Regions from separate parts of the Homo sapiens genome. Here all the other regions are linked to region 3. A link is an interaction called in ENCODE POLR2A ChIA-PET data of the cell type or tissue named here. Cell type or tissue: PC-3. All regions are shown on one strand. Links, peaks and the distances in the headings refer to the core of each region. The heading gives the core; the rest is flanking DNA. Region 1 overlaps MECOM (MDS1 and EVI1 complex locus). Region 2 overlaps MECOM (MDS1 and EVI1 complex locus). Region 3 holds the start of ACTRT3 (actin related protein T3).

The links. Peaks named below come from ENCODE experiments on the same cell type or tissue, not always from the same donor. Only the 100,000 strongest peaks of a DNase experiment are listed, where the experiment ranks them.
Region 1: POLR2A ChIA-PET joins it to region 3 with 13 read pairs; 2 of 35 experiments call an interaction of 5 or more read pairs at or near these places.
Region 2: POLR2A ChIA-PET joins it to region 3 with 18 read pairs; 5 of 35 experiments call an interaction of 5 or more read pairs at or near these places.

What each region holds. Positions count from the first base shown.
Region 1 is chr3:169,350,953-169,355,802 of GRCh38, forward strand. The region is part of intron 2 of MECOM (MDS1 and EVI1 complex locus); the gene reads right to left. Among named protein-coding and RNA genes, the nearest start is that of MECOM-AS1, 94 kb to the right of the region's middle. In PC-3, for the core only: no CTCF peak of the experiment used is centred there; no DNase peak of the experiment used is centred there.
Region 2 is chr3:169,170,699-169,175,548 of GRCh38, forward strand. All of the region lies in intron 2 of MECOM (MDS1 and EVI1 complex locus), which reads right to left. Among named protein-coding and RNA genes, the nearest start is that of LINC01997, 170 kb to the left of the region's middle. In PC-3, for the core only: no CTCF peak of the experiment used is centred there; a DNase peak (open chromatin) is centred at 2,743; H3K4me3 peaks cover 535 bases; H3K27ac peaks cover 1,665 bases.
Region 3 is chr3:169,766,126-169,770,975 of GRCh38, forward strand. ACTRT3 (actin related protein T3) reads right to left here and starts at 3,436. Exons shown (of 2, transcript NM_032487.5): 1 at 3,196-3,436; 2 at 796-2,225. The coding sequence starts at 3,395. The coding sequence ends at 1,307. RefSeq lists enhancers at 2,159-2,303, 3,165-3,424, 3,516-3,660, cis regulatory regions at 2,231, 3,588 and a silencer at 3,505-3,574. In PC-3, for the core only: a CTCF peak has its summit at 3,500; no DNase peak of the experiment used is centred there; H3K4me3 peaks cover 678 bases; H3K27ac peaks cover 603 bases.

The DNA of each region.
Region 1 (4,850 bases), core at 844-3,343, 420 kb before region 3:
TTAAAAAGTGTTGTTTCATAAAATTATAGTACTAGTAACCCACATATAACCTAAAGAGCTTAAAAATTGCCCCAAATCTCATAATTTTCTCATCTAACTAATCCGATTTACATTCCTGAACACCAGAATTATTCATTCATTATATTCTTTACAATGTTTATATTTTAAAAATTTAGAAAAACACATTAATGAAAAGATTTTTTTATATAAATTATCTTTTGTTTCTTAATATAGATGTACCCACTTTATTCTGACAATCCCTTTGCTGAAGAACTTCTGAAGGACTGTGGCTAAAGATCAAATCTTAACATATTTTTGTCAATGAATACCTGGATAATTTAATTATTAAGGAAAAATCAAAGTTTTGTCTACATAAAAAAGTATTGCATATCTATATGATAGATATTTTAGTCAATAATTGCAATTTTGTATCTAAGGTGATAAATCTACACAGTAATGTATTTATGTATCTTTCTAGTAGGTATTAATATAAGAGAACTATTCATTATGCTAACAGTGAAGTCTAACCCTCAAAAGAAGCATTATCTATTCCACATTAAAGTAAACCCAGTTAATACCTAAAATGAATGTTTTAAAGTACATAGAAAAATGATTCAGCAAAAATTATAATTACAAAGCTGATAACGGTCATTTTTCTTTTGTTAATAATATTCAAATGTATCCCTTATTAAAATATGTAATCTTATTTTTACCACACTCTTTCTCAAGTGTTTGAATCTTTGACCATCCCCAGAACCTGACGCCTTGTCAGCCTATTGCAGGTAAAAGCTTTTGAAGATCTACCACTACTCTTGTCCTAATAAGGTCACTGACCTTTCAAGCTCAACTCCTACCACCCCCATCTTCATTTCCTCTCCTATCATTAGTCTGAAATGGCATCAACTACCTCTCAATTTTCCTTATCCCTTCAATGCCCCACCTCTTTAGTCCAAATTCACCTAATTAGGAACTTAATTTCCTTTTTTCTCTGATTGAGGAATTGATAATAGATGGACCCTATTCATCTTTGATTCACGGAAAACTGCAACAATGACCTCTTATTTAGGAAGGATAAGCATTTATTCTAGAAATTGTTTTGTGGAGGCCAACTACAGAACTAAGTAAAAGTGATGTTTTTATTTTTATTTTTTAGCTAAAACAGGGAAAGGAGAATCATTCAAATCTGATACGTTTTGTTTCTTTTACATTTCATTTTACATAGCCGTAGTTACTAATATTTAAAACAAGTAGATTTTCCTGTAAGGCAGAAAATAATTGAGTTCTAATAGAAGATCACTGAGTTAGATTTAAAGAAATATATTAATGGAAGTTAATAATTTCTTAAAACCGGTCATTTTTAACAATTTTATAAAAACAATCTCTCACACCAGAAAAGACATATGTGGGCTAGGTATCTACAAGTGGGAGTCACATATTAAAGGAGCTATCTCAGTAATTAGCTAACTTTACTATGAAATTATCTTCTTGACTCTGATGTGGTAGTTTAACTGTGGAGTTGTCTAACGTAAAAACTCAAAGCACATAAATATTCCTTGCAATATTTTTTTTCTGAAACTTGTTGGGGGGAAAAGTATGGCCTTAAGAGTTAGTGGTAGCAGAAAAACCAAACCAACAATTTTATTCCACCACTAAAATTTTTAATGTCTAATTTCATATCCTATTCATTCAGGGAGTGAAATAATCATAAACATCATAGTAAAGCTTAGAAGTGACAATCATAATAAACAGTAAAGACAAACCAACTTCATTTTGTCCAATAGGCATTTGAGCCCATACTCAGAGCATTCTGCAATAGGACTCAGGACCAAATCATTTCACCAACATTTTTCTTGCAACGAAGCTATTCAACGCAGAAAAGAATTAGGGAAATAGATGACCTAAGAAGAGATGACAATTTCTTGATTAAAAATGTCCCTCTCAAGTACACAATCTTATCTCTCTCTGCTCTCTTTGGTGGCCCATTTGAGCTGAATGAGGGTTAGAGCTTTGCTGTCTGGACCAAAACTATGCTGATGTGACTTAGAGCCTCTCCCCAAAAGGGAAGTTACATTGTTGATTTATCCCACGAGGCTACAATTTATTTTCATAAAAATAAAAATCACCAAAACAAGTTGCTAAAACACTGCTTTTTTCCTTCTCATTGAATAATTCATGCTACATAAGCCTAAGCATGGCCAAAGGATTTGGCTGTTTATAAGAGATAGCTAATGCTAAAATTGCCTCCAACTCAGTTATCTGGAAAGAAAGAAAATCATAGGATAATGAGTCGGGAATTAAGAAGAAAGCACTTTAAAACACAAAATTAAGTGAATCAACTACTTCATCAATTTTGGAAAATAATGTTAATACTATTTTTGCTTAGAAATAAAATCATTTATACCAAAAATCATTAATTATTAATAACAATTAAAATGGAGAACTCACTCTAATTGAGACTGAGGAATTTAAATTCTGACTATCTTGGAGCCCCACATAAAAATGTTTCCAAATGGAGGACAATAAAAAAAGATCGGTTTTATACAAGTTGCCATATTTTTGCCTTCATCTCCTGATGCTACTCCAAGTTAACCCTAAATAAGTAATGTAAATAGCTAAGTAAAATTCAGAATCTTTTCCAAAAGGCAGTAGTGTTATAACATCAACCAAACCAGCTGGTATGTAGCCAAAACATTAGAGAGGGAAATAATTTTAAAATTAAAATAAAATACTATCTTCTAATCATGAAGATAACCTTATTTTTTTCTTAGGTATCTTTTAAGAACTTGCATTTCCACAAGCCAATTACTGTCTTTATACAAAGCTTCATATATAACAATACAAACTGTAAACTGACATGTTGTGAAGCTAGTTGAATTCATCACAACATAACTATAAATTTCTTCTCAAATCATTTAAATAGTATGACATTTCCCCCCAGTTCTTTTGTTGATAAGCAGAATACACTTTTTTTCCTAATATATAGGCAAGTCTCAAGTTTCTTAAGTAAATCAAAGAATATTTATTCAGTCCCTCCATAGCTAACCAGTAGATTCGCATAGCTGAAATCTTTTATTGCTTCTTTTCTTTCTACTTCACAAACCTGCTTATAGTTATTACATAACAACGTGAGTTATAAAGTCCTGAAGATTTTCCATTGAGAGTGGAATTAATCTCAATGTAAATCAAAGTAAAAAATTAAAATATTGTTAGAAAACAATAAAAACAAGATGTTATAGCATTTTTAATCCTAACACCAAAAATCTCAAACCCCAGTAAATAAGTTCATATTCACAGCATATTTTTGACTCACACTAACAATAATCCCAGAAAGATCTGCCATTCCCCTAGGCTACCCAAGAACATGTTAAATCTCAAAAACCTAATGCCTACAGTTTTTCTCTTTATTCCAAAAAACTAATCATTATATCTCTTCCAAAGTTGCCAGAAATTCCTCAGTCCCCATAAAGCTTAATTTACTAGTTCATAATATTTCCATATTTATGTATTAAGCTACTTTCATAGGACACAAAATGATATATTTTTCAAAATTGGCAGTTTCTATTTCTCTTTTTAAGTTTAGTTTGGTCGTATTACCCATAGGTTAAATCCTAGCCTAACCTTTAACTTGTATCTTGGAAATACCAAAAAGCTTGTACCTTTAGAAAATGTGTGCAAAGTTTAAAAGAATTCGTGTTTTATGGCTAATCATAGAACGCTGAGGACAGGTAAAATGCAAGGAATGTTGCTAGAACCTCAGGATGCCGAACCAAGTAAATGGATGCCATGAAAATACAGCTGTATATGTTTGCATGGGCATATGTTTGTTCAGTTTTTCCCCCCCTTCCTGAGCTGGGGCTTCAGCTTTAGGTCATTCTGCAAACAAGCCCCAGGAGACACACAATTACACTCCCCTGGAGACTGACCCCTTAGAGTGCCCACCTGTAGCCAAACACAGATAGCATCCCGGCGCAATGAATTAGCACTCTAAGCTGATTAGAGCAGCTCTGCACAACTCTATTTTATTGACACAATGAAGAGAGGACAGAAAAGGGCCTGAAATGAGAAAATCATTTCCATGCTGACTGAATTAAAAGAACAAAAGAGCTCCTTGCAGTTGCAGCATTCAATTTGTCGGGAAAAAAGGAAGCCACTTAATGGCTCACAATAGATCTGAGCAGACAGATGAAATTTAAAACTTCAGCATGAGTGCGATTAGCAGCGAAACATATTCTAAATCATTTCCTCCATATGCATAATTTTGTTTGATTGTTTAGTTCTGTGTTTTACAAAAACACTGGGCTAGATGCTATCTTCAAACTGTCTTGACTTTTCATTTTGCAAAATCACAGAACAGTTTCTCATTGTATGTTAATGTCCTTGGTGACAATATAAATTGAACACAACAAGTGTGGCTCATGTTTTCCTTTCACCTTTGGTTTTCAAAAGTGAATGTATAAACAGAGGTTAATTTGTGGAAACTAGGATTGCAAAGTAATCTTCTACCAAACAACTTGTAATTCAAAATTAAATAGATTATAGACAACAGAAGCACTTTGACATGGGGTAAAAAACAACCAATTATTGCACCCAGAGGCTAAAAATAAACTGCCATGTTAAAGTCAAATGTCATCACTGATGTCTTCTTTGGTTTAAAAGATAGCATTATTATCAGTAAAAGCAACACCGTTAAGACGGCAGTTTCCAAGTATATGTTCTTTTTACATTTTTGCTCAATTAACTATTGTTTTACTTGTTCTGACTTATAAATTCCTGAGTTAAATTGAATTTGAAATTGATGTCAAAAAATGATCACTTAATAAGCAAAGCTAACTTTTAGATATAAATACCAT
Region 2 (4,850 bases), core at 1,409-3,908, 600 kb before region 3:
TACATAGGATTGGGAGAACTAGGTGTTCCCTCAAATAAAAATATCAGCTGGGGAGCTTTTCCCCTTGACACTGTTGAACTCAACAGCCGAAAAGGAATTCTATTAACCCATTTAAAAGTGAACTTATTGATGGTTTTGAGGTTCTACCCATAATGTCCTTTTTCACACCATAGACAATTTGATTCTCAATTTTGAATTCTAAATTCTAAATCCACTGGGCAGTGTTTCATTTATACATTACAGAACAGCCTTCCATATAGATATGATAAAACCCCAAAATGGATATTCTGCTTTCAATGTTGCTAAATTAATAGGAAGATTTCAAAGGTACTCCTGGAATTTCTTTTTTATGTCACTGTATGCTTATAAATTATTAGCATTATTTTAAGAATATTTCTCTTCTCTAAGTATACACATGCATAATTTAATGTTATACATACTAATTTTCTATCAGAAAATACCTTTTGTGGCAAAGAAACAATAATGAAGGTTTAGAAGAAAAATATGTTGTAAGATGCTATTGTCCTTTTCTATTAGTTAGGAACATTTACTGAATATATGAGAATGAATTGAATTGCTTTGGTTCTCATGAATAAACCTATTAATAAGAACCAGTAACTCAAGGTAGGCTGCCAGATTTTCATCCACTCTGGACTCTCTATTAACCTTTATTCTTGTTAAAGACAGGACCCTTGGCGTTATGTCTCTCTTCATGTCTTATCCAGTGATTTGTACATAGTAGGTATCCAATACATATTTGAGAAAATAAATTAGAAATATTGTTTTATGACAGAGTTATAAAGCTCTTTAACATTTATACCATAGCTATTGTAATCCTTTAAAAAGAGTAGTAAAAAATGACCTTAAAATGGTATTTAGAAATTTATCCAAAAAATGAAAATAATTATAAATGAAATAAATAATTATTGGAATAAATCATTTGATAATCATTTGTCAAGCACTTATTTTATATTACTTCCAAAGGAAGGCAATGATGAAAATATATAATAACAAGGATAAGAAGCTATTCCTCAACTATTGTAAAATGGGAAAGACCACAAAGAGAAACAGGAAAACTGGCCTAGAAGAGCAAACTATTAAAATACAGATGAAGGGGCAGGGCAGGGGAAAACTTTTGGCCTTACTTTTCTCAAGGGAAGACAGAGAACTGACTCTAACAAAATAGAAAGCTCCCAAGAGAGGAAACATAGATACTAAAGGAATGCCAGGTCATTCCAGAATGAGCAATAGGAAATTAAACCAACATTCAATGGGTTCTATCCAAAGTAGACCATAAGACAGAGAAACTCCTGTGAAATCTGTATGAAACAGGCAATACTGATGTAGAAAGAACTGAGGAATAAAAAGAATAGAAATTCTCCCTTTGTTCTGGATACTATAAATTTTTACTAAGAGTGATATATGAAAAAATACCAAAAAAAAAAAATCTTCCCATGATTCGATCTGAAAGAAAAATGTAATTCATGTGTAAGAACTGGATGGTAGATGTTTGTATCAAGTAATATAATCATGCTATCTCCAATAAACATGGATTTAACTTTTTCTTGTTTTTTTACAGTTTATTATTTATTTTATTCAGGATATTATCTCCCAATGTTATACAAAATACTGACAAATGTCAATGTCTTTTCTTACTTTCCACTGTATCACAGGTTTTCACTTCATTTACTTCCGCAGGTACCCTTGTATGTGTGTGTGTGTGTGTGTGTGTGTGTGTGTGTGTGTATACATATATAAAATTAAAGGCCTATCCATATAAAAATTATCCCCCAATAAACTTAATCTCAGAAGAAACAAATCACAGCTGTAATTTTACCCATACATAGGAAAAATGGAACACAAGAGATTAGATAAAATAGTAATTGATATTTTGACTATTGCAACTTTATGAAACTGAAGATTTTGAATGATAATGACTAAGAGGAAAGAATAAACCTGAGGAATGGATGTGAAGATTTTGTGTCCTTAGGCTAAAGGACAATTAGTCATGTTTGGATTTCTAACATGGTATCATGAACCCTCAGTGGGTCAGGGGGCTAAGGACATAATACTGTGCTGTGCAAGCTCTACAGCTAACCGGCAGCAAGCCCTGACAAGTTGCTTGGCTTCAATGTGCATCAGCTTCTACAATTGAAAAAAGGAGAAAAATAAGGTCCCAATGCTTGTCTTATTGGATTCTCGTGAAAATCAAATGACACTGGAAATGAGGACACTTTATAAACCCTACATACTATATAACTACCAGTTAAAGGATTGTTATTATAATTATTATATTTACACAAAATGTGATTTTTCCATAGTTTACTCTAAGAAAAGGATGTATTATTTTCATTTTGGCCCCATTCATGTAATACCTATTTCTATCACCAATAAATGCAATAAAAAATGAGCTTAAGAACAAATATAAAATATTTATGAAAATTACAGCATTTGATACTAACAACCACTTCCTCCTTCTTGAAATGATCTCCTTGTTTGGCATTTATGACCCACCCTCTCCTGGTTCATTTTCTACTTCTCTGGATTATTTTTCAGGATGCTCTCCTGGGATCATTTTCTCTGCTAGCTGAGGAAATGCTGAATTTCCTCCAAGATTTTATCCTCAGCCTATTCTCCCTTTAACATGCCCACTAGGCTCTCTTCCAACAACTCTCAAAGCTTTAATCCTCCCTCTCTCCCCAATGCTGGTAATTCCCTGACAATACTTCTAACCACAAGCTCACCTCTGAACTCCAAACTGGTTTATCCTGTTGTCCCAGAGGCATCTTAAATTCAGTCTGGCAACTCTGAAAACATTTTGTGTTCACTCTCTTTCTCTGGCTTGTACTATCTTAGCCTCTATGACTCTCTCAGATCCCAAATCCAGCCAATCCTCAAGCTTTGTCGATTGCATTTCCAAAATATTTCTCGTATCAAATGCTTCTCACTATTGCTTGTCTTCTCCCATTTTATAGCACCCAGCTCCTTGCATCCAGACTTGCTCAGGTGCGATCCATTCTGCCAAATATAGCCAGAGTACTTTATCTTGTGTAAAAATCAAATCACGTTAATTCCCTGCTTAAAGTCCTTGAATGACTATCTGTATGTGACTACCTACACTGACGGGCTGAAGGCCAAGGAACTTCACAGGACATTTAAGGCACTCCATGTAGCCTCAACCACCATGTCACATTCATGCTCTGTTACTTTCTATGTAATACTTTGGACTTTATAAGTACTAATGGGATTGTAAGTCCTCATATTCACCTGAATATTTACCTGAACCAAAGTTTTAGCTTATGAGCCTTTACTTTGGCAAATGTCTCTTTGCCCAGCATATCCTGTCTACCCTTGACTTGCCAGGCTAACTCATGCTTATCATTTTAAAGATTTCATCTCCAGAAATGATGGCAAATTTTCAAACTCCCAGTGATGGGCATTTTGGTATGCTTCCACAGTTTCACAATTGGAAGTCTACGTATTATTTTTAAATGTATCTATTCATGTATATACATTTTGCCAGTAAACTCTAGTATTTCCAAGACCAGAAAAAAATGTCTTAGGGACCTTTGTCTCTGGCTTATATTAGATAATTAAAGTGGAACTAAATTTTGAACAAATTGGCAATGATCCTACCACCAAGCACTTCCTTCTGGCACTGATACATTACTAATGTAATGGACAAGAATGAATGCATGACATCAAAACTACAGAGGTTTCCTTTCTAATTACTCTGGACTACAAGGACAGGTAGAAAAATTATAATTGCAAAGAATGTGATGCAAGAAAAATCTTGAGTAAAAACCTCTTTATAAAAAGAAAAATCTAGACTCAAGTTTATGCCCAAACATCAGTTATATCAAAATACTTCAGTATTGACAATTGTTTAAAGACATATTTTATCCATATCAGGTTAATGCAGGGATTTTATTGCTAAATCATGATTTCTTGCACACTCTAAGATATTGGATCGGAAATTCTGAAAAATAGCATCCACCTGAAAGTATGTTAGGAGAAAGCAACTTGTTAGCATAAGACGAGGTCATTTCTTTCTTCTCTTCTGAACCTGACACACAGCATTTTAAAATTAAACAGAAGAATATTCTGCTTCCTAGGGATTTATGCCACCATCTACCACATTACTCAAATGACCACTGCTACTCATTACATAAGAGATCAAGCACAACTTTATTCATGAAAAGCAGACATGAAGACAACTTCTTAAAACTCAGGCTTTTAAAATCAGACTCTGTCTCATCTGGTACCTATTGATTGCCTTTTTTGTCAATCGGGGTGGGTATTTACCCATCTGGTATAGAGAATAGATACTAGAGTCTGAAATTGGACAGAACTGTGTTCCAATCCCACCTCTGTTGCTTTCTGTTTCTAGCTCTACAATTTTCAAGTTACCCAACTCACAAGTCTTTTTCCTCATATATAACATGAGAATAACAAAAGCCCGCACTTACAACATATCAGGCATGTTTTCATGGCTTTGCATCTATTATTGCATTTAAGTCACCCAATAGTCTTAAGAAATAAATACTACAAGTTGAGCATTCCTAATCCAAAAATATAAAGTCTGAAATGCTCCAAAATATGACATTTTTGAGTGCCTATATGACACCACAGATTGTCCTTATATAGGTGGCTAAAACAGTGATACCTTTGCTTTCTGACAATTCAATGCCTGCAAACTTTGTTTCATGCACAAAATTACTAAAAATATTCTATAAAATTACCTTCAGGTTATGTGCATAAGGTATATATAAAACAAATAAATTTTGTGTTTAGATTTGGGTCCCATCCCCAAGATATCTCATTATGTATATGCAAATATTCCAAAATCC
Region 3 (4,850 bases), core at 1,342-3,841:
TTGTCGCTGTCGGTCCTCGATCTGAAAGAAAAGTAAAATATCTCCCTCTCCATCTCTCTCCCTCCTTCTCTCTCTCCCATCCCCTTTTTCTTTCATAGCATCTGCCAGGTTGTAAAGTTTTTTACGGACAGAATCTGACTCCTGTTTTTAGCACTATTGCACTTAGCACAGTACCTTACATAGAGTAGATGCTAAATGCTTTGAGTTATATGTCAACACTACCACCATTCTCTTAGCATCCCACATTATCTCAAACCCTTCTTTCCCCTTCATATCTAAGTAGGCACTAAATCTTGTCAGTTTTCATAATTTCTTTTTTTAAATTCCTATTGCTTATAATCTTGAGTACAAGACTTGGCACTTTATATGTGGACTAGTAACTTTCTAACTGATCACCAAATCTCCAGGGCCTTCCTCATTCAATTTATTCTCCAAACTATCACATTCATCATAACATAGTTTCCTTATGGCTCCTGCTTTTAAATCTTTAATTTCTCTCCTTTGCATATTGGATATTTAGCACTTTAAGCCTTTCAGTCCCTGGCCTTCACTTAACCTTGCTAGTCATAGCGCTTGTTCTGCTCTATATGAGCTCTTGACTTGAACAAAATCAGTCTAAACTTAGGCGTGGTGGTGCATACCTGTGGATTCAGTTACTTGGGAGGCTGAGGGCAGAGCCCAGGAGTTGGAGGCTGCAGTGAGCTATGATTGCACTACTGCACTCCAGCCTGGGACACAGGGCAAGACTCTGCCTCTAAAACTAAATAAATGAATAAATACATACATAAACAAAAATTTTAAAAACAAAATCAGTCTATTAAACATGCCCTGAATATGCTTTGTTCATTCTCATCTTTAGCAACTTGTTCATTTTAGTATGCTTGCCTGGATATCTGCGCTCCATCCCAATGCCACCCCTTCCATGATGGCATACCTCTGCTATGGAGTCTCGTTCCTCACCACAGCAACCTTCTTTCCCTAAACTTCAATAAGCTTAAATCTTATCACTCATTTGGCACATAGCATATTGTACCACAAATGCTCTCTTCCAAGGGAAATATAAGCTCACCAACGTCAAGTTATAGAAGAAACACTATGGGAAACATTATTTTAACTTGGTTCTACTCAATAGACATCTGTTCTTGAGCTTCACCATTATTATCCCCCAAACCCATTATAGAAATACAACAGAAATATTGGCATCCCAATAGGTGAAGTATTTTCTCTTCTCCCAGAAACATATAATATCCAAAGTTTTCTGTCACATATACTCAAAACATTTTCTTCCAACCATTTTATCTGTATTTCAGAAGCATCTTTGGTGTACTATGTTGGGTCCAACTTCTTTAAATTCTGCAGCAGTGATCCACATGTCCTGGAAGGCAGACAAGGATGCAAGAATAGAACCTCCCATCCACACTGATATTTTCCTTTCTGGAGGAGCTATAACTTGCACAGCGGTGTTGGCAGGAGCCACCTTTGCTATATCCTTAACTAACCGCTTGTCTAAACCAGGGAAAGAGGTTGATCCCCCGGCAAGGATAATATTGGAAAAGAAGGAATTCCTCAGGCCTGTATCACATTTCATTATGCTGCTGAAGCATATCTTATCAATGCCAGGGGCCTCAAGGTTCATATGACACGGAGAGAAGAGGGCCTCTGGACAAGAAAAGAGCTGGTCATGGAGCTGGATGACCTTCCCATCAGGTAGTTGGTAAACTTTCTCTAGACAATCGGGTTTCTTGGCCATTTCCTCTTCGTAGTTCATTGCCACATAACAAAAGCTCTCCTTGATGTCTTCAACAATCTTTCTGTCTGAAGCACTGAGCAACATGATACCATGGTTCTTCATTAGCACCATGAGGTAGTTGGTGAGGTCAAGGCCTGCCAGATCCAGTTGCTGCACACCATGAGGCAGACAGTAACCCTCAAAGATGGGCACACTCTGGGTAACCCCAGCACCTGAATTCAGCACAAGGCCAGTAGTGAAGCCAGCAGCAAAGAGAGCCAGCACAGCCTGGATGGACATATAGAAGGCAGGAACACCCAGATGCTCAAAAAACATTTCCGTGATCTGTTGCCGGTTGGCCAGTGGGTTCAGCGCTGGCTCAGTAATCAAGACTGGGCCATCACACGGCTTCAGCTTTAGGTTATAGTCATAGATATGCTTCCACATGATCTCCATGTCCTCCCATGAAGTAATGAGACCACGCTCCACTGGGTAACTGTAAGGAAAGCAATAAGATCAATGACAGCTTTTTATTTTTCTAGTTTCTATTGTCTTCGACCCTCAGTTAATTCCCCGCGTTTATTACCAATATCCCTTTATGGGCAATAACTGCCACAGCCTCTCACAGCAGGTAAGTGTCAGCCAAAAATAGCACAGCTACTTACCTCTGCAATTTTTTTTTTTTTTTTTGGAGACAGAGTCTCGCTCTGTCACCCAGGCTGGAGTGCAGTGGCGCGATCTCAGCTCACTGCAAGCTCCGCCTCCCGGGTTCACGCCATTCTCCTGCCTCAGTCTCCTGAGTAGCTGGGACTACAGGCGCGCGCCACCACGCCCGGCTAATTTTTTTGTATTTTTAGTAGAGACGGGGTTTCACCGTGTTAGCCACGATGGTCTCGAACTCCTGACCTCGTGATCCGCCCTGCTCGGCCTCCCAAAGTGCTAGGATTACAGGCGTGAGCCACCGCGCCCGGCCTACCTCTGCGATTTTTGTTGCTTTCCATTTTCTCTGTCCTTTGGAACCTTGTGACTTTTAAAAAATTGGGAAATGTCCACATTATAGTATAGTTTAAATGTCAATTGAAGAGAATAACCCAAGTGACAAAAGGGACCATGAGTTAATATTCTTAAATGAATTCGTTCGATAACTTTATACGTTTTAATACATTTGTATAGCCACAGAGAGCAAAATGTTCAGTTTTTAGATGTGTGGTACCCTTGGAGATTTGTGGCCCGTGCGTTTGTAGTAATTCCAGCTGGATGGGGCTTTCCAGCTCCCGGCTTTCTTATTCTTTCTGTCCCCATTGCGCACCTCCTTTGGGGTCCTTTCCTGCCCCCCGACAACACCCCCAGTCCCCCCACCCCCAGCCACCCCAGCCCCACCCCCCAACCTCCCCAGCCCCACCCTACCCCACCCCCACCCCACCCACCCTCCCCAGCCCCAGCAGCCTGCTGGGAGAAGGAGGTACCTGATGAACAGCGAGCTCCTCCAGTCCTGAGCTTGGTCGCCCACGCAGAGTTCTAGCCCGCCCTGGGCCGCGCGGCTCTGGCCCTTGGCGCGGCCGATAATGTTCGGGTAGATAAACTGGGGCTCCCGGCACCCAGCCACGCCCGCCTTGATCATTCCCGAGCCGTTGTCGATCACCACCGGTAGCTGGCAGTGGTTCATGCCGCCGCTGCTGCCGCCGCCTCCTGTCTCTGAGCCGCTCTAGCTACGGGCTCGGCCGGGGCCGAGTGCCTGGAACGCCGCGTCACAGAGGCCCCGGCACGGCCGGGTGAGGCCAGAGTCCTGGGGGCGCAGGCAGGGGGTCGGCAGGGCCCCAGGCGGAAGGACTCGCTGGACGCACCGTGCTCCTCATGTTACCGCCCGCTATTGCTTCTCGCAGGAATTGGGCCACCCCAACACCTGGAATCCCGGAATCCCAGTATCAGGAAAACCCGACTTTCGCATCAAAAGATTCAACTCTAACCCTTCACAAGTGCATTTCTCAAATACCCAGAAGAGCTATAACAGCAGTTTTATTTTCCAAAGCCACGGAATTCTGGTTAACTGGTGGCGGTTCCGGGGAGTTCTAGAATTCGCCCTTGAAACTGGGGAAAAATGAGACTTAAGAGGAGAAAGTTGTTGCAGGAAGGGAGGCAGTGTCTGCTTCTGAAATGTTAAACTTCTAAAATAAGGAGAAAAATGCTGGAATTTAAATGAGTTTTAAGTACGTTTATTATTGTTTCTGTACCTTGGGCAATGCTTTGTTGTGTTTCTTCCTGTGATTTCCAAGCAAAATGTACGCAATTAAAACAAAATAGTAGTTCCTAGCTTAAATATGTAAATAAATATAAATTTATATATATTTATATAAATATATATAAATTTAAATATAAAATATTAAAAAATATATAAATTTATATAATTTATATAAATATATGTTATATTATATAAATATATTTATATATTTATAAAATATATATTTATATATTTAAGCAAGGATATAAATCGAAATATATATATTTATATTTATTATATGTATAAATATAAATATATAAAAATTTATATTTATATTTATTATATGTATAAATATAAATATATAAAAATTTATATTTATATATCATAAATATAAATATATAAAAATTTATATTTATATATCATAAATATAAATATATAAAAATTTATATTTATATATCATAAATATAAATATATAAAAATTTATATTTATATATCATAAATATATAAAAATTTATATTTATATATCATAAATATATAAAAATTTATATTTATATATCATATATAAAAATTTATATTTATATATCATATATAAAAATTTATATTTAGATATCATATATAAAAATTTATATTTAGATATCATATATAAAAATTTATATTTAGATATCATATATAAAAATTTATATTTAGATATCATATATAAAAATTTATATTTAGATATCATATATAAAAATTTATATTTAGATATCATAAATAAAAATTTATATTTAGATATCATAAATAAAAATTTATATTTAGATATCATAAATAAAAATTTATATTTAGATATCATAAATAAAAATTTATATTTAGATATCATAAATAAAAATTTATATTTATATATCATAAATATATAAAAATTTATAT